Linked DNA regions of Homo sapiens: regions 2 and 3 are each linked to region 1. Evidence: chromatin loops called from intact Hi-C (ENCODE). Cell type or tissue: IMR-90. All regions are shown on one strand. Region 1 has its middle 99 kb from the start of TBC1D5. Region 2 overlaps TBC1D5 (TBC1 domain family member 5). Region 3 overlaps TBC1D5 (TBC1 domain family member 5).

Evidence for each region. A loop is a pair of places that touch in the nucleus more often than their neighbours do. Peaks named below come from ENCODE experiments on the same cell type or tissue, not always from the same donor. Only the 100,000 strongest peaks of a DNase experiment are listed, where the experiment ranks them.
Region 2: a loop joins it to region 1, with 4 times the contacts of the local background. A loop is called at or near these places in 10 of 110 quality-filtered maps.
Region 3: a loop joins it to region 1, with 7 times the contacts of the local background. A loop is called at or near these places in 5 of 110 quality-filtered maps.

The regions. Positions count from the first base shown.
Region 1 is chr3:17,837,248-17,845,247 of GRCh38, forward strand. No RefSeq gene overlaps it. Among named protein-coding and RNA genes, the nearest start is that of TBC1D5, 99 kb to the left of the region's middle. In IMR-90, a CTCF peak has its summit at 4,168 (motif pointing left); no DNase peak of the experiment used is centred here; H3K27me3 peaks cover 113 bases.
Region 2 is chr3:17,541,686-17,549,685 of GRCh38, forward strand. The region is part of intron 2 of TBC1D5 (TBC1 domain family member 5); the gene reads right to left. Among named protein-coding and RNA genes, the nearest start is that of TBC1D5, 200 kb to the right of the region's middle. RefSeq lists an enhancer at 5,080-5,943. In IMR-90, a CTCF peak has its summit at 3,138 (motif pointing right); no DNase peak of the experiment used is centred here.
Region 3 is chr3:17,409,766-17,417,765 of GRCh38, forward strand. The region is part of intron 4 of TBC1D5 (TBC1 domain family member 5); the gene reads right to left. Among named protein-coding and RNA genes, the nearest start is that of TBC1D5, 330 kb to the right of the region's middle. In IMR-90, a CTCF peak has its summit at 3,360 (motif pointing left); a DNase peak (open chromatin) is centred at 3,356.

The DNA.
Region 1 (8,000 bases):
TGCAGTGGAATTTTAAAAGCTTCTTCAGCCATGCCAGGAAGGCGATAAAATTCAGTACCGTCAGGTGGTTGGAGAAAGACGAACCATGCCGTGGTTGTTTTGGGGTGCTATCTGCTTCTTAGAGAGGTTCTAATAATTCTTTAAGATCTTGAGGTTTTTTTCACTCTACATTTGAAATGAATAACAATCAGCTTCCAAGGAAAAGTAAACAAAAAAAGAGACATTAAAAGCATATTGTTTGGGAGAGATGAATTTAGATCTGTGTTTTTCAGTTGACATTTTCTATATGAGTGTGGGAGAAATTGCTTTTTGTTATTTGCATGTTTAGCAGAACTAAAAAGGTAGATGAGAATATGAAGGGCAGTGTCAATTAATGGAAAAGATAAGGAATTTGGAGTCACATCAACTTAAATTTGAGCCGCAGCTCAGCCACTTTCTATCTTTTGGATGTTAGGAGGTTAGTGATTTAACTTTTTTCTTGGAGTCCCAGTTTTTTCATCTCTAACATGGGCATAATAATAGCGATCTTACAGACTTGTCGTGAGCATTAACCAAGATAAGCTAGGTAACACACCTGTGAGAGGCAAATACTTTTATCTCTTCAAAAGGAGGTGCATACCACAGCATGTGGGTAAAGAGGGCTGAAGGATAAAAAGAGGAGAGTCCAGTGGATGAGGAACCTGAAACATCACTTTAACCCTATTCAATTTTGTTTGCATTTTAAAATTTTCTCTTGAGCGCTTTCTCCTTTCTATTTAATTATTATAGAAGGGCAGATTTCAGGGGAAGTGTATTTTGTATTTTTAAAGATTGAAAAAACTTGTGGAAATCCTTTATCTATTTATTGCAGTGCTCCTCAAAGTGTGGTCTCTGGACTGACAGCATCAGCATCATTGGGTAGCCTGTTAGAAATAAAAATTATTGGGCTTCACCCCTCGCAGCTACTGAGTCTGGTGGTGGGGTCCCATAATGTGAGCTTTAATAATCTCTGTAGGTGATTGTGATGCACATTAAATTTTGAGAACCATTAATGTGTTGAGGTTTGGGTTTTTTTTTTTTTTTTTTGGTCTTCTTTTCTCTGTAACAGCAACCTTAATAATACACACAGCCCAACACCTACAGCTGTCTTCCTTGCACATACTAAAGAGATCTTGGAGATAGTATATCACAGTGTTTAAGGACACAGTAGGTAGATCAAACTATTTTGACTTATATCCCAGTTTATTACTTACTATCTCTGTCTGTGTCTTGGGCAAAATTTGTAAACTCTCTGTGCCTCAGTTTCCTCTACTGTAGAATGGGGATAATAATAATATCATACCTCACAGGATTTTTGTGATAATGTAATACACTTGAGACAGTGCAAGACAAATAGAAAGCATTAGAGAAATATTAGTTATGATGTTATTAACCAGTCTAAGAAATGTCAAATCTCAAATTATGGTATCTTTTTTCTTTCAATTGTTCTTCATTTTTTCAACAAAGATTCGTCATCAGCTACCTACAAGCCAGGCATTGTGAAACGTAGTGGAGATATGACAGAGAGTGGAGAATGAGGAGAAAGATCCAATCTTTTTTTTTTTGAGACAGGGTCTCACTCTGTTGCCCAGGCTGGAGTGAAGTGGCATGATCGTGGCTCACTGCAGCCCTGACTTCTGGGGCTCAGGTGAAGATCTGCTCTTTGCCTGTATGATGCTTAGAGGGGGAGAAAGACATAAAACAAATTTTCAAGTAATTAATTAGCCACAATTGTGATGAGCGTCAGAGGGTCAGTGAAATTTCCCCCAGAAAATCTGAAGCTGAGCCCTGAAGGATGGGTGAGGGTTGCCAAACAAGAAGGTGAGGGCAAACGTTATAGGAGAGAGAAGAGCATGTGTAAATACCCTGATGGCTGAGGGCTTGGTGCTTTGAAGGTGCTGAAAGAAGACCAGTGTGGGTGAGGGGGCAAGACAAGACTGAACTTTATCCCAGGGGTATTGGACAGCCACTGAGGGGTTTAAGCAAGAATGGGAAGTGAGTTGTTTTTTAAGGAAAGATTCCTCTAGCATAAGGAGGGAGGAATGGATTGGAGGGTGCCAGAGATGCTGCAAGGAGGCCGGTGGTTGTAGCCGCAGTCTGGGAGAGATGGAATGGTGGCTTGGGTTATGGTATGGGAAGACATGGAGAGAGGCTGGTGAAACTAAAGTATTGGGACTTGGTGAGATATGGGGCAGGAGACAGAGGGAAGTGTCAAGGATGTATCCTCTGAGGCAATTTGCTTCAATAAAGAGCAACTAGAAGCAGCAGTTTTGGGGGAAGATCTTAAGTTCAGTGGAGTATGAGGGACCTGTGGGATGTCAAAGAAAATACATAGATTGGGCGGTTGGTCATGTAAACATGGACAGCAGAGAGCAAGAGACAGACCTCTCCAATAAAGGGATTGCTTGGTAAGCGTATAGTAACTGAACTGAAGGAAATGGATACAGTTATCCAGGCTGACTTTAGACAAGAAGGTCTAGGATTGAGCCCCACAAACCACCAGCATTTATAAGTCCTAGGAGGACCAGGCCTTAAAGGAAGAATGGCCAGATGGACGAGGCTGGGATGTCACAGAAGGTAAGGAAAGAGGGAGCGTCCAGATGTAGGAGGGGGTCAACTACGTCAAACAGAATGGGAACTGAAAGGTGTCTATTTGACTTGGCTATAGAAGGGTGTTTGTTGACCCTTGTGAGAATAGTTTTTGAGGAAAAGTGGCTTGTGGAGAGAGTAGGAAATAAGAAAATGGAAATCATGAGGTTAAACATATTTGGCTGTGCAGTAGCAAAGTAGAAAAAAGAGGATAGTTACAGGGTGACATAGGGCCTAAGGGGGGTGGTTATTTATAGAAGAGAGAGTTGCACATGTTTTAAAAATGATGGAGAAAATCAGGGAAGAGAAAGAAGTAGAAGCTACCGTGAAGAGGGTGTGTTGATGGTGGGAGTTTTTGAGGAAGCAGGAGGAGGAAACCATAGCAGAGCTGGAGGGTTTGGCTTCAGACAGCCATAGAAAGTACAGGCAGCTCCTCTATTGTAACAGGAGGTCAGGGGGATGGGGTGGGTGCAGATGCTGGTGGGTTTGTAGGTTTGGTGCGGGAAGTTGAGAGGTTTCTGTCTGGTGGCTTCTATTTTCTCTGTGAAGGAGTAGGCAAGGCCATCTGTTGAGTGTGATAGAGTAGGCGTGAAGGTTAGAGATTTGAGGAAAATGAAGATGGTTTGAAATAGTCTTTGAGAGCGGAAGAGGGAGGCAAGCAGAGAAATGTAACATGGTTATTGTGCACAGTCAAGAATCCAGATGAGCCTAGCGACTGAATTTCCAAAGGTATAGATGTGTGTCAGCCCCTGCTCCCCAGGCTGATACTAGCTGGGACACAGACACACAAGGGTCATTTACAACACAGTGTGAGGTGAGAGGTACAGGGCATGATGAGAGTTCAGAGGAGGGAGGCTTCTTACTTGGGACCTAAAGATAAGTAATCATTGGCCAGATGAAGAGATGGAGGAAGAGTGTATCAGCAGAGAGAGCACATGTGAATAGGCCGAGAGGCGCAGGGAAACACAACTCCCTTGCGGGGCTGAAGGAAGTTCACAGGTGGAGCAGAGGGTGTGAGGGAGTGGGGGATGCCCGTGGGAGTGAGTGCCTAGAAGAGAAGCTGGAGAGGACGAGAGTGGGCAGCTTAAATATGACCTAAGCTAGTGGATTGCCAGGTGTGGTTTCTGGACCAGTGGGAACTGGCAGCATCACCAACACCCAGGAATGTCAGAAGTGCAAAGTCTCAGGACCACCCAAGACCTAATCTATCAGAAACTCCGGGAGTGAGCCCAATGAGCTGTGTTTTACCAAGCCCTCCAAGTAATGCTGATGCGCATCAAAGCTTGAAAAAGTGTTTCAAGCAATGGGGAGCCATTGATTAGCCTTTTTAGCAGGGGAATGACATATCGGGGAGCAGGTTTATAAAAGTTTCTGACCACGGTGTGGAAAATGGTAGGTTCTGTTTGTGGATTCCAGACAGACAGCTCAGCAGGGCTAATCCCTCAGCTGTGTTACTGACGCTGGAGCTGGGTCTTTCTGTCAATGTCTCCAAGTTGACCAGAAACACTCGCCCCCTAGGAAGCTGCCTGATGCGCACCTCTCCAACAGCTCTCTGCTGCCCCCGTCTGTCCACAGACCGCACTCACGGTTCCCCAGCCCACGCTTCCCAGTCCTTGATTGGTGCAGTTTCAGCATTATCCTGACTTTGGACCCTCAGCTTTGTCAGAGAGGTGGGCTTGGCTACTGTCAATATATACATGAGTTAGACACTATCATTGGACATTCTTTTAATGGATGTTCTAGAAAGCCCAAGAAGAGCACCAATTAAGCAGTTACCTTGAGATGGCTTTGAGGCAAGCTTTGCAAATTTTGAGATGAAGCTGTTCCTTATATTCTCTTGCATTTCCAGAAAACATGTTTTTTTTTTTTTTTTTTTGATATAGAATACTGAAATTTCTCCTGAAAATCTCTTTCAGGGTCTGAAGGCAACCTGTAAGAAAAAAGGAATCTATTTGAAGGCTTTTTCTTCAAGATAATGAAGAATGTGACATTAGAACACCTGGTATGGAATGATTCCATCAAATCCTACCACCCATACCTCCCTTTACAATTAAATTTTCTTGGTGGTTTGGCTAATCTGCACTTCATTTCATTTGGAGATGTATAGAAGGATGATTTTCCTACCAGCACAGATTGGATTGGCATAGCTGCTAAAAGATCATAGAATCATTTTAGGGAGAGTGACATAGGCTGCCTTACATCCAATGATAACAATTCAAAGTAGTATAATGTCTCCTAAACATGAGCAAGGCCATATCTCCCAGGTTGAATGCCCCAAAGATGGGGTTGCATCGGATTTGGAATCATCCAGGGCGGAGTTGTAATCTGGTTGTGTGACTTTTGGCAAATTACTTAACCTCCCTGGGCCTTCATCTTCTCTTTTGTAAAATGTGTTGTTGTGATGATTAGATAGAATAACATAATCTAAGGTACTTAGGAGATCAGTAATTATTAATTTTTGTTGTCTGTTAGTATGTGATCGAAACTTCAGCCTTTGAATATTTCTCTAATTACTTACCAATTCAATTTATCAAAAATATTCCCCCTTTTCTTGAGCTCTTATTTCATTCTTATATGACTCCTTGTGTAGTGTATATATATCACAGAGAATATGTAGGCCATCAGCAACTTTACCATGTGCCACAACTGTACACCCACACACATACCTGTATTCATGGCCATTCTTACATCTTTCTCTTGTGTCTCAGAGAAGCATGGTGGGATTAGAATCTCCCCTACCCCTCCCTATTTTTAAACTTCAAAAGGAGCTCTCTTTCCACTACATTCTACATTAAGCTAAGAAATAGTGTCTGAGAAGCCTAAGAATTCCATGCTTATAATGTACATTGTAGTACTTTCATTGCGCTAATAATGATGAGTCACTGAAGACAGGATAATAAGAAATGGAACCCTGGAAAGGTTAGTAGGACAGCTCTAGAATATACAATGACTATGGTCAAGATTTATGGTAGATTCTACTCTCCCCAAACTAGACATCTCAGTGTGGACCTTCACTCTAAACTTGCTTTATTCCTTCTCTCAATATGCATATATTGATGACATTATTTTTAAAATTAGTACTGCAAACTATGATGTGAGATGATATATGATAGTTTATGGTAAGTGTCATATCAGAGATTTGAGGAGTAGGGGGGTGGTTAAAGAATCAGTAGGGGCCGGGCACGGTGGCTCATGCCTGTAATCCTAGCACTTTGGGAGGCTGAGATGGGTGGCTCATGTGAGGTCAGGAGTTCAAGACCAGCCTGGCCAACATGGTGAAATCACGTCTCTGCTAAAAAAAAAAAAAAAGACAAAAATTAGCAGGGCATGGTGGCAGGCACCAGTAGTCCCAGCTACTCCGGAGGCTGAGGCAGGAGATTTGCTTGAACCCGGGAGGCAGAGGTTGCAGTGAGCTGAGATCGAGCCACTGCACTCCAGCCTGGGTCATAGAGCAAGACTCCGTCTCAAAAAAAAAAAAAAAAAAAAAAAAAGGATCAGTAGGAGGAAGAGGACATTTGGGCCCAGAGTAATCAAACAAAGCTATCAGCTATACCCAGGACCGCTATACCCAGGACACTGAATCATAAATTTTAGGAAGGAGACAGGACTTGTTAGGTCATAACAACTGGGGAGAATTCTGATAGGTGGAGTGACAGGGGAGAATATTCCAGGTAGAAACATCGTGAGCAAAGCCATGGAAAGGTGCATCAACTAGCTATGACTGAGGGACAGTGGGTATACCTGTTTGGCTGGAGGGGAGTGGTAAGATAAGTACTGTAGCAAAAGTACATTGAGTTTGATATGGTTTGGATGTTTTCCCCTCCAAATCTTATGTTGAAATGTGATTCCCAGTGTTGGAGGTGGGGTCTGGTGGGAGATGATAGGATCATAGGAGCAGATCCCTCATGAATGGTTAAGCACCATTCCCTTGGTGATAAATGAGTTTTTGGTCAGTTAGTTCATGTGAGATCTGGTTGTTTAAGAATCTGGGACTGCTCCCTTCTCTCTCTCTTGCTCTTGCTCTTGTCATGTGATGTACCTGCTCCCTCTTTGCCTTCTGCCATGAGTGGAAGCTTCTTGAGGTCCTCACCAGAAGCAGATGTTGGTGTCATGCTTGCATAGCCTGCAGAATCATGAACCAATTCTATTATTTCTTTTCTTTATAAATTACCCAGTCTTTAGGTTTTTCTTTTTCTTTCTTTCTTTCTTTTTTTTTTTTTTTTTGAGATGGATCCTTGCTCTGTTGCCCAGGCTGGAGTGCAGCAGCGCAATCTCAGCTCACTGCAAGCTCCGCCTCCCAAGTTCACGCCATTCTGCTGCCTCAGCCTCCAAAGTAGATGGAATTACAGACATGCGCCACCACGCCCAGCTACTTTTGTATTTGTAGCAGAGATAGGGTTTCACCACATTGGCCAGGCTGGTCTTGAACTCCCAACCTCAGGTGATCTGCCCGCCTCGGCCTCCCAAAATGCTGGGATTACAGGTGTGAGCCACCATGCCCGGCCTTTAGGTATTTCTTAATAGCAATGCAAAAATGACCTAACACCATTAGATTGAGAAATAGAAGAGGAACTTGGGAGCCAGTGGGCATTTTTGAATAGGAAAATGACATAATACAATGTGATTAGAAATATCAACCAGTTTTCTGGGTATCAGCTAGGAGAACAGAAAGAGGTAGGTAGGCTCATTAGGAGGCTTTGCTAGAGTTCAAGCATGAGTTACAAAGGCTGTGTACAGATAAGCACAGTGTACAGGGAGGAGGTGGAACCAAGAGAATCCTCAAGGCCTGGTGAGGCCCTGGAGAAGGATGGGTGAGGAGTCATAGAGATGGTGTGGTAGGCAGCTTCAAAGATGGCCTCCAATGATCCTTGCCTCTTGGTGTTCATGCCTTTGTATAATCCTCTCCCATTGTGTGGGCTGGACCTAGTTACTTGGCAAAAGTGATGGGATGTGATAATACTTTTGAGATTAGGTTACAAAAAGACCCTGGTTTCTGTGTTGCTCAACCTCTTTCGCACTCTCACTTGTTCACTGTCAAGGAAGATGAATTCCATGCTGTGGATTGTCCTACAGAGAGGCTCACGTGGTAAAAGGACTGAGGGTTCCCCCTGGCCAACAGTCAGCAAGAAACTGAGTTTTCAGTTCAATAACCTTTAAAGAGCTGAATTCTACCAATAACCTGGTGAATGAACTTAGAAGTGCTCAAGTTCCCCACTCAAGGAAGTGGAGCCTTGAGATGACTGCAGTCCTGGCTAATTCCTCGATTACAACCCTGTGATTATAGCCTTGTGCTGCATAATAAATTACCCTACAATGTCGTGACTGAACACATATTTTATTATTTCACAAGTTTCTGTGCGTGGGAAATCTGGGTGTGGCTTGGCTGGGTCTTC
Region 2 (8,000 bases), 300 kb before region 1:
TGTCTAACTGCTATGGTTAGAACATCCATTACTATGTTGAACAGAAATAGCAAAAACTGACATCCTTCCATTGTTCCTGGTCTTAAAGAAAAAGTTTTCAGTCTTTCACCATTGAGTATGTTGTTCACTCCAAGTCTTTCACATATAGTAGTCCTCTCACATTCCAGGACCACAGTGAATGACTGAAATCATGGATAAAACCAAACCCTACACACACTATGGTTTTTCCTATATGTACACACCTATTATAAAGTTTAATTTATAAATTAGGCAAGGTCAGAGATTACGAACAAAAATTAACAATAAAATACATCAATTATGACCAAGGGTGGTAGCTCATGCCTGTAATCCCAGCACTTTGGGAGGCCAAAGTGGCCAGACTGCTTGAGCCCAGGAGTTCAAGAGAAATCTGGGCAACAAGGTGAAACCCCATCTCTATAAGAATTTTTTTTAAATTAGCCTGGCATAGTGGCACACACTTGTAGTCTCAGCTACTTGGGAAGCTCAGGCAGGGAGGATCACTTGAGCCTGGGAGGCAGAGGTTGCAGTGAGCTGAGATTGCACCACTGCACTCCAGCCTGGGCAACAGAGCAAGACTTTGTCTCAAGTAACATAAAACAAAATACAAAAATTATAAAAACATATTAGAATAAGATATGTGAATGTGGTATCTTTCTCATTCTCTCTCTCAAAAAAAATTGTTTTAATGTTTTATAGAGCCAGGGTCTGGCTATGTTGTCCAGGCTGGTCTCAAACTTGTAGCCTCAAGTGATGCTCCCACCTTGGCCCCCAAAAGCACTGGGATTAAAAGTACCACACCCAGCCAAAATATCTTATCATATATAATATTTGCATATTGCAGTTAAACAAGGGTAACTTAAATTGTAGAGAGCAAAACCACAAATGAGAAACTACAATATAAATTTTATTAGGCTGAAGTAGTTTCCATCTATTCTTAGTTTATTGAGAGTTTTTATTAAGAAATATTGTTAAATTTTGTCAAGTGCTTTTTCTGCATCTATTGAGATGATCATGTGCTTTTTTCCCTTCATTCTGTTATTGTGGTACATTACTTTTATCAATTTCCATAAGATGAATCATCCTTGCATTCCAGGAACAAATCCCACTTGGTGATGGTGTATAATCCTATTAACATACAGCTGCATTTGGTTTGTTACTATTTTGTTGAGGATTTTTATATCAAGGTTCATACACATATACATTTAGAACTTAAACTGGTATTATTAGGAACGTTTTTCTTGAACATACTTGCTCATATGTGAAATTATATATGTGTACTAGAATATTACACATAGAATTTTTTAACACAGCAAAACACTGAACCTAACCTAATTTATATCAACTGGGGACTTGTGAAATAAATTACTGTAGATATATATGGCACAGTTACTATATAGCGGAAGGGAAAGGAATGGAAGGGAGGGGAGGGGAGAGGAGAAGAAAAGAAAGAATAGAGAGAGAGAAGTACTGATACAGAAAGACTTGGCTGTATGTGCCTCTACATGCATAAAACATTTCTAGAGAGACACAACAGGGATTAATGATTTCCCATAAATTCAATGTAAACATTATAATTTGGGGTGGCGTTCCTAATCAAAGTCTTAGGATCAAGTATTATAACCAAAACAATATTAGAAAGGAAAAGGCTGAGAGTCGTGGCTCACACCTGTAATCCCAGCACCGTGGGAGGCCAAGGTGGGAGGATTGCTTGAGGTCAGGAGTTCGAAACCAGCCTGGGTAACATGGTGAGATCCTGTCTCTACAAAAATAAAAAAATAAAAATTAGCCAGGTGTGGTGGTGTGCACCTGCAGTCCCAGCTACTTGGGAGACAAAGGTGGGAGGACTGATTGAGCCCAGGAGGTTGAGGCTGCAGTGAGTCATGCTTGTGCCACTGCTTTCCAGCCTGGGTGACAAAGCAAGACCCCATCTCAAAAAACAAAACAAAACAAAACAGAAAAGAAAGAAAAAATATATAAGTCTATATTTCTATAATTATTTAAAGCAATAAAATTAGGTATTATGCCTATATTCAGTCCCGTGGTTATCAAATGTTGGTATACAACAGAATCACCTGGAGTTCTTACAATAACAGATTCCTGAAGTCTACCCTCAGAATTTCTGATTCAATAGAGCTTAAATGGGGCCTGAAAAGTTGTTTGTTTTTTTTTTCTTTTTTTTTGAGACAGAGTCTTGCTCTGTCTCCAGGCTGGAGTGCAGTGGCGCGATCTCGGCTCACTGCAACCTCCACCTCCCAGGTGCAAGCGATTCGCCTGCCTCAGCCTCCCGAGTAGCTAAGACTATAGGCACGCACCACCATGCCCAGCTAATTTTTGTATTTTTTTAGTAAAGACAGGGTTTCACCATGTTGGCCAAGATGGTCTCAATCTCTTGACCTCCTGATCCGCCTACCTCAGCCTCCCAAAGTGTTCGGATTACAGATGTGGGCCACTGCACCTGGCCCAGAAAATCTGCTTTTCTTAAAATTCCCCAGGTAATGCTGAAGTGCTGAACCGGGGGCCACACTTTGAGAACGACTGTTGTAGACAAAAGACTATCTATTCAAAATTGTACATGAAAACCCACCTATCACTGTATTACAAGTATAATTTGATTATCAATAATATTTAGATAAGAATGCATGTTTACTGAAAACTTAAGAACTCGGCCGGGCGCACTGGCTCACGCTTGTAATCCCGGCACTCTGGGAGGCCAAAGCAGGCAGATCACGAGGTCAGGGGTTTGAGACCAGCCTGACCAACATGGTGAAACCCCATCTCTACTAAATATACAAAAATTGGCTGGGTGTGGTAGCACATGCCTGTTATCCCAGCTACTCAGGAGACTGAGACAGGAGAATCTCTTGAACCCGCGAGGCGGAGGTTGCAGTGAGCCGAGATCGCGCCACTGCACTACAACCTGGGCGACAAAGTGAGACTCCGTCTGAAAAAAAAAAAAAAAAAGCACCTTAAGAACTCTGCATGTCTGCATGGTGGATGTGGAAGATAATTTAGATTATTCCAAACATGGTGAAATAAAGGAGGAGGAAAGATAAGGAATATAATATTATTTTCTTTTCAAATGTAGCCTCCTATCTCCTATTTCTACCACTAGATGGAAACCAGTACAACAAATAGCTGCCAAACTGCTAATATGTTTAGATACAGTAAACTAATCTGAGGTGAAAACTACATCACGTGGCATTAATTACAAAGGGACAAATAGCTATGGGTCCCTATACTGACATTAACTGTAGAATGAGCATATTTATTTTACAATTAATTGTATATGTCATTAGCTCTTGGCCTATAAATAACATCAACTCCAATCAGAGCTGTTATGGATCAATTTTTAAAAATAATAAATAAATAAATAAAAGCTGTGATTTTTTTTTATTTTTTAAAAAAAGCACTATTATGACACCGAAAAAATCGTACATTGAAACCCTAACCCCCAGTAACCTCAGTGTGTGACTTTATTTAGAGATAGGGCCTTTACAGCAAAAACCAAGTTAAATTGTCATTAAGGTGGAACATAATCCAATACAACTTATTCCCTTATAAAATGGGGAGATTTGGACTTGCACAGAGGGATGACCATGTGAAGACACAGGGAGAAGACTGCCACTTACAAGCCAAACAGACCTCAAAAGCAATCAACCTTTGCTGACACCTGATCTCAGACTTACAGCTTCCAAAACTGTGAGAGCATAAACTCTGTTGTTTAAGCCACTAAGTTTGTGGTACCGTGTTACGACAGTCCTAGCAAACCAATACAGAACCTTTCTTATTTACTTTTCTTTTTCCATTTCAAAGGTGGAATGATGACTATAAGCAACATACTGCATCAAGTCCTGAGACAACAAAAATGAGTAACATTTGCCTTCAAGGTACTTACAGTCCAATGACTTATTATATAAGAAAACATGAATATTCATTAGCCACTAATAAGATTTTGGTGTTTTTTTCAATGTTCATTGACACAACATTCAATGGGTCACCAACAAAAATAAGAGACACAAACACTGAATCCTACTTTATTTCTATTGCCACTATGCCAATTACATCACTCATTATTTGCTTCCTAGTCCTTAGCACAAACCTTCAAACTGGTTTCTTTCTTTCTCCAAACCATCATGCACATTGCTGACAGCACCCTTCTTGTCACCCTTCCTTTTATGTAATTTACCTGATCAAAATATTTCAATAAATACCTTAAAGGAACTAGCTTTTTCCCAACTCAAGGTATAGATGTATATAACCTCAAACAAATTACTTAAAACCACTGATGCAGTTTGTACATAGCAAACTGAAATGTCTTTAAAAAAATTAGCAATTAAATATAATAATCAACAAAAAGAGTAACAATATCATAAATTATTAAATATACATGAGCATAACCATACCCTCTTATATAATTCCTTACAAAGTCCAGCACAGAAAGAATTATCTCAAATTTTAAAGCAGTGAGGGTACAAATTGATAGTTATTCTTGATCTGTAGCTGCCTCATAAAAAACCCATAGCTATCATGGAAACACTATCATAGAAATCCTATCTAAGATTCCAAAATTATATGTAAACTACTTACAGGGTGCTTATATTGTACACAACTTAATTTTATATTGCGCACTGGACTTACAAACATGGCCTCAATTACAAATGAAAAATTTTAACTTTGAATTTCTTACCATTTTGTTATCAAGTCTCTCAATTACTGAATTAACACTGTTACATATATAGTTATCCATTTGTTTTATCTTTATAAAAAGTAATAGCAGCCAGGCACGGTGGCTCACATCTGTAATGCTAGCACTTTGGGAGGCTGAGGCGGGTGGATTGCCTGAGCTCAGGAGTTTGAAACCAACCTGGGCAACACGGTGAGACCCCGTCTCTACTAAAATACAAAAAAAAAAAATAACCGGGCATGGCGGCATGAACCTGTACTCCCAGCTACTTAGGAGACTGAGACTCCTGAGTCTCCCGAGGGGAATCTCTTGAATCTGGGAGGCAGAGGTGGCAGTGAGCCAAGATGGCGCCACTGTACTACAGCCTGGCTGACAAGAGCGAGACTCCATCTCAAAAAAAAAAAAAAAGAAAGAAAGAAAGAAAGAAATCCAACGAGTCTGCTGATATTCCTCTATTACATTCCAAGTAAATAAATTTCACATCTTCAAACATTATTAATGTGCAAAATAATATTTCTTGGCTACTTTATACATAACATTCTAGAGTCACAATTTTGGTTAGGTCCCAGAGAGAACATCTCTTATTAGTCCTACAATTAAATGATTCAGCAACCAGCCACACTACCTTTGCCTTTTAACAGTTCCAATCAGTAGCAGATCTAGGTGTAATCAACAGCAGCAGGGGGCTTTAGAAAGCAAAACAAAACAAAAACAGTAGGAATCTTTACTAGAATACAGTAATTGATACAAGGGAACATTGTAGGCTATTGTAATACAAGTTAACGTAAGATATTAGAATCTGACTTTATAATGAGAAGTGAAATATGCAGGACAACTTTTAAATATCTAAAAACAATAAATATCAAATATTTAATAAGGTTACGATGAAAAGGGACTGTTTTAAAATGAATCTTCTCAGTCTCAGAAGGGTGATTACTTCTGTCTCGGTTATTTAGCACCCATTTAGAAGACAAATTAAAGCCCTCCTTACCTCCTACTGTTACCATACCTAACCAATTTCATCATCATATACTTATAAAAATTAAAGCATCTCAGAGAATAACTAGCAATGCTTTTACTTCTCTTAAGAAACATTTAAAATTTTACCAGCAACATCAGGACAGTCTTAAAATGTAATTTAGCAGAATGTTCCCATTTCTTTCTTTTTCCTATTTTTGATTTCCTAGCCTAGAGTGTATAGATGATAGTTAAGTACTATACATGGTGCCACTTAATAGCATGCAGGTAGCACAGTGATTTATTTAGATGAAAAATCAAAAGCCAATGGTAGCATGATGTGATGACTACAGATTCTAACTACACAAAAATTCACAAATGGAAATGTTACCATAGTAACATCCTGATCACACTGCACATGAGGATAGTTGATTTCATGATATAATTCTGTTTATTGCAGTATGTGCAATGAGACATCTATGAAATCTCAATTATACTTCCTCACTCTTCTCAGAATAAGATGTAAGGAATTTGACTGACAAGTTTACAATCTTGTCTGATTTTTCTTTTACTTCTTTTAAATTTTATAAAACAATGATTAAAATGTAAGTTGGCTAAGATCTAAAACATATAGTACTCTGTATAAGCCATATTCTAATCAAAGTTGTTAAAATTTCATATAGCAGGCCAGGCATGGTGGCTCATGCCTGTAATCCCAACATTTTGGGAGGCCAAGGTGGGTGGATCACAAGGTCAGGAGATCGAGACCATCCAAGGCTAACATGGTGAAACCCCATCTCTATTAAAAACGCAAAAAATCAGCCGGGCATGGTGGCACGTGCCTGTAGTCCCAGCTACTCTGGAGGCTGAGGCAGGAGAATAGCTTGAATCCAGGAGGCGGAGGTTGCAATGAGCCAAGATCACACTACTGCACTAAGGATGGGCAACAAAGCGAGACTCGGTCTCAAAAACAAACAAACAAACAAACAAAATTCATATATCAGTAGAAAACAAGCATACCTGATGGCAATCACTTCTCTATGAAAATACTTCCAAAGTTATTCAGCAACTATCCCACAGTGTTTTTATCTCAAGAAAGTTTTGTATTATAAAAGGAAAAATACAGGGCGGGGGAAAAAAAAACCTTTGTGCATCTTCTACCCAAAAGGAACAGTAAGACAAATGTTAATAAAAATACTATCATTATCTGCCAATCAACACTTGTCTTCAAAAGATGCTTTTGTAGAGTCTTTGTAGCTACTGTTGAGGGGAGAAAATGTACTAAACATAAACATGGTAGGGAAAAGAGTAGAGAATGTTGCTATTAATTTATTCCTCCGTGTAACAAAGAGTTGCTTTATGATTAAAGCTCTAAACAAGAAAATTATTATTATAACAATAAATAATAATAAAGCCATTCATTCATCTGGGCTAACATAATAAAGAATTATATGTGTTACTTAAGCTACAAAACATACAATTAAAATACTTACTTTTTGAAGCCCATTGAAGTATAAATTATAAGGTAAGGTACCCCTAAGGAGGTAGCACTCTCCAAATACCTTTAAATTTACCTATTGAAAATTATTTTAGACAGTAATAATTTGTTAAACCTTGGTTATTAATTTTAAACTACTTCCAACAATCTTTATTAAATTATCAAGTGGTGGCCAGGCAGGGTGGCTCATGCCTGCAATCCCAGCACTTTGGGAGGCGGAGGCAGGTGGATCACCTGAGGTCAGGAGTTAGAGACCAGCCTGACCAACATGGTGAAGACCTGTCTCTACTAAATACAAAAAAATATATAGCCGAGTGTGGTGGCGCATGCCTGTAATCCCAGTTACTTGGGAGGCTGAGGCAACAGAATCACTTGAACCTGGGAGGCAGAGGTCGCAGTGAGCCAAGATTGCGCCATTGCACTGCAGCCTGGGCAAGAGAGCGACACTCCATCTCAAAAAAATAAGATAAAATAAAATAAATTATCAATTGGCAATTTCTTTTCTATATCTTATTTGTACTATGGTGCAGAGAATTGGTATTTCTTCTGTTCAGTGATGTACACTACTACTAGTCATAAAACATTTAAAAGTAAAGATATCTAAAAACGAGTCCTTGTTCATTTTAATGAGTTTTCTCTATAATAAATATATGAATAAAAATGGAGACATTAACAATTAAGAAAACAAGCCTTTAGTATGATTTTTATTAAAAGTTGCAAAAGTCATACTATAAAATTCAACAAATATGTAACAAGTTGTAACTTCAGTCACCCATTCAATATAGTTGTTTTAATAATGAATGGCGCAGGCGCTGTGGCTCACGCCTGTAATCCCAGCAC
Region 3 (8,000 bases), 430 kb before region 1:
TCTTCAATTCTGTGAAAGCTGAGAAAGGTGAGGAAGCTGCCAAAGAAAAGTTGGAAGGTAGCAGAGGTTGGTTCACGAAGTTTAAGAAAAGAAGCCATCTCCATAACATAAAATTGCAAAGTGAAGCAGAAAGTGCTGATTGAGAAGCTGCAGTAAGTTACACAGAAGATCAAGCCAAGATAACTGCTGAAGGTAGCTACAATAAACAATAGATATTCAATGTAGACATAACAACCTTCTATTGAAGGAGGATGCCATCTAGGACTTTCATAGCTAGGGACGAGAAGGCAAGGCCTGGTTTCAGAGCTTCAAAGGACAGGCTGTTCTCTTGTTACAGGATAATGCAGCTGGTGACTAAACTGAAGCCAATCTTTAACCATTCTGAAAGTCCTAGAGACCTTAAGAATTATGCCAAATCTACTCTCCTTGTGCCGTATAAATGGAATAACAAAGCCTGGATGATAGCATATCTGTTTGCAACATGGTTTACAGAATATTTTAAGCCCATTTTTGGAAACTATTGCTCAGGAAAAAAGATTCCTTTCAAAATATTATTGTTCACTGACAATACACCTCATCACCCAAGAGCTCTGATGGATATGTACAAAGAGATTAATGTTGTGTCCATGTCTGCTAACACAACATCCATTCTGCGGCCCATGAAGTGGGGAGTCATTTCTAATTTCAAGTTTTATTATTTAAGAAATACATTTCATAGGCTACAGCTGCCATATGATAGTGATTTCTCTGACAGATCTGGGCAAAGTGAATTCAAAATCTTCTGGTAAGGATTCACCATTCTAGATGTCGTTAAGAACATTAGAGATTCGTGGTGGAAAGTCAGAATAGCAACATGAACAAGAGTTTTTAAAAGGTGATTCCAATCCTCATGGATGACTTGGAGGGGTTTCAAGACTTCAGTGGAAGAAGTAACTAGATGGGGAAAAATAACAAGAAAACTAGAAGTAGAAGTGGAACCTGAAGATGTGACTTAACTGCTATAATCTCATATATATAAAACTTAAATTAGAAGTTGCTTCTTATGAATCAACAAAGAAAGTAGTTTCTTGAGATGGAATCTACTGCTGGTGAAGGTGCTGTGAATATTGTTAAAATGATATCAAAGAATTTAGAATATTTAATAAACTAAGTGAGAAAGCAGCTGCAGGGTTTGAGAAGACTGAGTCCAATTTTGAAACAAGTTCTACTCTGGGTAAGATGCTGCCAAACAGAATCTCATGCTACAGAGAAATCTTTATTGAAAAGAAGAGTCAATCTATGTGGCATACTTCACTGTTGTGTTTTTTAAAGGAATTGCCACAGTTACCCCCAACCTTCAGCAACCACCACCCTAACTAGTGGGAAGCCACAACAACAAGGCAAGACCCTCTACCAGCAAAAAGATTAAGAACTGCTGAAGGCTCAGATGATCCTTGGCATTTTTTTTTTTTGCAATAAGGTATTTTTAATTAAGGTTTATATATTTTTTAGATATATGCTATTGCATACTTAATAGATGACAGTATAGTGTAATCATAACTTTTAAATGTACTAGAAAACAAAAAATATCACGTGACTCACTTTATTCCAATAGTTGCTTTACTGCAGTTGTTTGGAACTGAATCCGCAATATCTGTGGGGTATGTATACACATCTCAAAAACCATACATATATTTAAATAGCTTGTAGTCTGTGAACAACAAGCACAGATCTCAAATGTGCAATGTTTTGAACCCAAAAGGAATCACAATTTGTGAGACACCATGCAGTTCTGTGGACTGAAAACACAAAGTATTCCAGATAAGAGAGGGAAGTATGAAGCAATGACTCCTCCAGTCTTTTCCAAAATCAGCTCCTATTCACAAGTACTAAGAAATTGTAAAAGTACAGGCACAGCTGGTGGCTAGATTCATTGCCATCTTGTCAAGTTAAGCAGGCTTTTAAGGTCAAGTTACATACTACTTATGTAATGAAGGATAATTATTTGTTAGCTTAAATAAGACCCTGTACCTTGATTACGGTGTTGGTATAGGGAAAAGAAGACTGAGGCATGTGAATTGGAAACATTATCTCTGAAATTTACAATCATTTAAATTTATTCATGGGTACTTACAGTTCTAATTAAGGCATAACATCTCAAACTGATGAACGGCTCTAACAACAGAGGAGCATAAAGGCCACATAATAATATATTAATTGTCTTTCATTTCTATTGAATAGTGTTTCATCAATAAACTGTAACACAGAGTAAATATAAACATTTATTAAGCGCCTACTATGTGCTTAGCACTCACAGGCATATTTTTTAAAACATACAAAGTTAAAGAGTGGACAGATGGATGTGTAAACCAATAATAAAATGATTACTGCAAAGCACTCTGGTAGTACAGAGGGGAAAGAAATGGTTTGATACTTCAAAATTAAAACTTAGGATATAAAATAACAGTAGCACCATAGCCACTGAAATACTACTGCAAAGAATTGAGTAGAAATGATTACTGCAAAGCCCTCTGGTAGTACAGAGGGGAAAGAAATGGTTTGATACTTCAAAATTAAAACTTAGGATATAAAATAACAGTAGCACCATAGCCACTGAAATACTACTGCAAAGAACTGAGAATCAAACATTAAACAGATTCCAGAGGGTAAACTGCTGAAAGGTTTAGCCCTTCTAGGGGAGAAGGATCAAAATGAAGGTTTTTTTACAATCACAAATATGAATGGTAGGCCTGCTCCTGAAGTTGGAGGAAGACATGATTAACAATAGAAAATATTGAGGTGTCAGTGGTGAAATATTTCAGTTTAATTTAAAAAAAAGTAGTTGCTAAACTTATTCTTACATAAAAAAATATACTTACAATGTGCCTGAAAAGCAAAAATCTGACAATAATGCCATCGAAATGCTTTTAAAAGACCCACTTATGATATAATATTTTAGGTAAATCACTTAGGGTATATATTTTTAACCCCTCTTTATGAATGAGGAAAGTAAGGTTCAGAAAAATTGAATAACTTGTCAAGAGAATAAAGAAATGAGAAATAGGAAAGACATCTTTCTGGAATAACATGGAAGTAACCACTAAAGGGAAACATGATTCTCCAGACACCAAGAGCAAAAATGACCTCTGGCAACAAGGCAATATAGAAATATACCCTTGTTTTCTTCCTCAGATTTTTAGTTTTTGAATATCAAGCCCATGGACATGCAGATAACTTTTTACTAGTTGGACTGAGAAGATAAGTTAACAACAGTCCCTGTGAGTAGTTAAGAACCTGGGTGTTTAGGTGTGCAAAACCTTAAATGGAATGGATTAGCCACCTGGACCTTGAAGATTTCCTTAACAAAGCATTAGTGCCACCTAGTGGCAATTACTCTATCTTGCAGATACTTGGTCCCTGAAAACAATCAGCATCTAAGCAGGGAAAGGTGAAGATGAGTAGGTTTCATTTCTCAGGCCAATGTTAATAGATCAGTACTGGCTGCCTTGGAAGCACCATGCTGAGAAGGACTCTGAGCTTACTGGTGTGCTCCTCAGGAAACAACACTGTAACTTATTAAATATGTAGGCCATGATTGATGCAATTATTTCTCAAAAAATAAAGTCAACTTCTGCAGCAGGAATTGATACCTTCCCTCTAAGACCTATTTGGGTAGTTAAGCTTCCTGCAATGGCTATTTTGACATGGAAAGCAATCAGAATATGTAGTGGATAAATACAGCTGATGATTATAATGAGATTATCTATTTGTAATTATATATTTTAACATATAATTAAATAGTAGTTTCCCAAGATATGCTCATAACATTGGTGTGAAACTAGTACCTTCTAAATTTGTTAATATCTTCTAAATTTAATAGTTGAAATACCTTTATAACCTACATGATGACTAATAAATTACTAAATTATGTGCTAATTTATGACTAGAAGGCTTCTGAATCATTGTCCCAAATGGTGATACACTATGGAAAACACTAATTTTACACTGTATAGGTTTATATGATGGTTTCTATCCCATTTTTAAGCTTAACATGGAAAGGAAACAATGTGTTTGTGGGCTAACTTAAGAAATCCAAATGACTACAATAATAGCAAAGAGTTCAGGGCCTACATACAGTTTAAGACTGAAGATCTCTAATCATTGGTTAAGAGGAGCTACTTAGGCTTCTACTGACAATGAAATTGCTGAGTGGTTAAGAGAAGGGATTCTCACCTTGGGGAAAGCCAAAAGTCACAGACAGTGGAAGAAAAAAGAGATAAGGTAGAAAGTTGCTTTTAGCTCTCTGGGAGGTATAGTGATAGGGAAGTGCAGCAGACAGCTCTCAGAGATGATCATGGAGTTTACAAGGTCAGCCAGTCAACCAGATCATTTCATTGCAATTCTAAGTAGTAAGATAATAGAACAAAGTGGCTACAGCAGGATGAAGCAGGATTTAAGTAGGATTAGATCAGGGTTAGATGGGTAGAATATCTGAAGCTGAGGTAGTAAAAGGTAAGAAAGCTGAACTTGATTCAAAAAGATTTATACAATTTCATAATCCTAAAGTACATGCCAATATTTTTAAAAATTGCCATATTTAGTATGATCCATTTATTTTATCAAAAAGGAGCCAGTAAATTTTTGAATCTGTTTCTAATCTATATCAAAATACATTAGTGAAAGATTTCAATCAATGCCAAGCACTGTACCATAATTCCAGTATTACATTTAAGAGTATATACTTTTAGGCCATTTTAAAGGTATGATTTTGAAAATACTATTCAAATAGAACAAGTAACATCTAACTTAAAATCAATGGAAATATGAAAAGTGTAAATTAGGTATGTCAGCATAAGACTGTAAAGTGTGGCACCAGATATGGGTAAGCTACAACATTAGGACTGCAGGTGCCAAGATCAACCAGATAAACACTGATGTTATCTATAATTACCTCATTTTTAGCTTAAATCACAGGTAATGAGGGAACTCACGAGTCTCTAAAAGGCAATTACAAACTGTACTGGCTTTTTTGCTTCCTGTACCACGAATTTTCTAAAACTTACTTTTATTTAAAGCTTTTTTCTCCTCCATAATGAAACATCAGGGCATATCTCTTATACATAAATATATATAAAAAAACAGAATGCACAATTACACACAAGCTTAAAATGTATTTTTTCATATGTCTAGGTGAAACATGTTATCATATGATAAGGCTCCACTGAAATACAGGTAAAGAATAGTTCATTGCCTAGAGGTTTGTTAAAATTACGGTCATGTTTTGATTCAGGTTTGAACTGAACTTTAAATTGAGAAACCTTGAGCCTTCACCTTAGTTTTCACAGGAACACAAAGAACTGAGTTAAAACAGTTAGTTAGGGACTGTCAAATATAATACTCTCCTTTTTATTATTTATTTATATATTTTTTGAGACAGAGTCTCACTCTATCGCCCTGGCTGGAGTGCAGTGGCGCTATCTCTGCTCACTGCAAGCTCCGCCTCTGGGGTTCAAACCATTCTCCTGCCTCAGCCTCCCCAGGTAGCTGGGACTACAGGCACCCACCACCACGCCCGGCGAAATTTTTTGTACTTTTTTAGTAGAGACGGGGTTTCACTGTGTTAGCCAGGATGGTCTCGATCTCCTGACCTCATGATCTGCCTGCCTCAGCCTCCCAAAGGGCTGGAATACTCTCTTCTTTAAAGGAAAAAACAAAACAAAAACAAACAAACAAAAAAACACAGGCATTATTTTCTTAAAAATACAGTGTGTAAGAGCTTCCAAATCCAGGGTCATATTAAAGTAGGTAAACTCAATAATCATACTTTAAAAAAGGAAACCAAGAAAAGCAGTATCACAAACTTTTTGATTTTATAACAAGCTTTTCACTTTTAATTGTATTAATAATTTAAATATATGATAAACATAATTAGATTAATAATAAAGGACTGGCATTTAGAAATGAAGTGAGAAAAGGATCCTATACCAGCAATCTCTGTGAAGTTGTCTGGAGTAAGTATATTTTATATTCCATGGTTTACTCATGCTTCCTCTATAATTAATAAGGAAAAAATCCTCTCCCTGCAGACCTTTCCTACCTTCTTCCCACCCTCACCTCACCTCATTTACTTTGATATTTGCAATAACTGGCAAGGGCTTGATATCTAACATTCTATAACATGATAAAGAATTTGCCTCACAGTCTGCAAATATAAGCCAATACTGTAAAGGAAAGGCTGGTAGAATAGAGAATAAATTACTTTCCAGTTATTTATAAATAGACATTTATTTAGCGAAACCTGATGTCCTAATTAAAAGTCAATCCTATGACTTAAAGCATGTTTTCCAATAGTGTGTTGACTAACAGGGTATTACCAAACAGAAATACATGTGTGCTTAAATACTTTCTCTAAGAAATATTAAAATCAATTATATTTTAACTGAATCCATCGTTCACTTTACAACCTCTAGATGAGCACTAAGCAAGTAAACTTTCCGAGATGACAGAAATGTTCTACATCTGACTCCCCAATATGGTAAGCACTGACCATACATAGTTACTAAGCAGTTAAAACATGGCTAGTTGCAGCTGAAGAACTACATATTGTATTTTAATTAATTGAAATCCAAATTTAAATAGCTTCATATTGCCAGTAGTTCCCATATTGGACAGGGAAGCTTAAAATGTTAAGGATGGCAACAATTCACTCATAATACACATTCAATTTTTAAAGTAACAACTATAACGTTTCAAGGGCTATAAATATACAAGTGATGCATACTCATATATAACTGGGGAAAGCAAACAAACATTAAAAGTTAAATAATACATGTGGTTAAATAAGTCAACTTAATTCCATAAGAGAGGTAACATGGCATATAATTATTCTAAATAAATGGTGCTACCAATAAGACTATTAGATATGGATATAATCTTTTCTTTTTCTTTCCCGTGTCTATCTCATTGACTCTCCCTGTGGTTTCTGTTTCTATCACTCCCTTCCCCTGCCTCCACCCACATTCCTTTTTTCACACACATACCTGAAAGTTAGAAAGGCAAATCTTTAGTGATGACAGGGTCATTTCTATTGGTTACCCCAAAATGGTCAATGCTGGAAAGAACTAGACCCAAGATTTGGATCACGAACGTAATATAATCATATTCAGTAACAGGCTGGCTAAACAAACCTGGAAGGGACAATTTAAAATGAAGATAAATGGGCCATGGGATAAACTTTTGTTTAAAGTCAATTAAGTATTTTAAGTACTGCTTCCCTGTGGTAAGGTGGGGGGAAGGGTAAGAAGGCAATAGTAGTTATTTTGGAGATTGTAAGTTTATTACTGTGAACTGAACAAAATACATGAGAAGTTTGTGTCTAGATCTACGAAAGTTGAGCTATGCTGTTCAAGAGACCTTTAAGATTTTTTTGACATTTATTTTTTATTATTTTTTAATTATTATTATACTTTAAGTTTTAGGGTTCATGTGCACAATGTGCAGGTTAGTTACATATATATACATGTGCCATGCTGGTGTGCTGCACCCATTAACTCGTCATTTAGCATTAGGTATATCTCCTAATGCTATCCCTCCCCCCTCCCCCTACCCCACAACAGTAACCAGAGTGTGATGTTCCCCTTCCTGTGTCCATGTGTTCTCATTGTTCAATTCCCACCCATGAGTGAGAATATGCGGTGTTTGGCTTTTTGTTCTTGCGAATAGTTTACTGAGAATGATGATTGCCAATTTCATCCATGTCCCTACAAAGGACATGAACTCATCATTTTTATGGCTGCATAGTATTCCATGGTGTATATGTGCCACATTTTCTTAATCCAGTCTATCACTGTTGGACACTTGGGTTGGTTCCAAGTCTTTGCCATTGTGAATAGTGCCGCAATAAACATACGTGTGCATGTGTCTTTATAGCAGCATGATTTATAGTCCCTTGGGTATATACCCAGTAATGGGATGGCTGGGTCAAATGGTATTTCTAGTTCTAGATCCCTGAGGAATCGCCA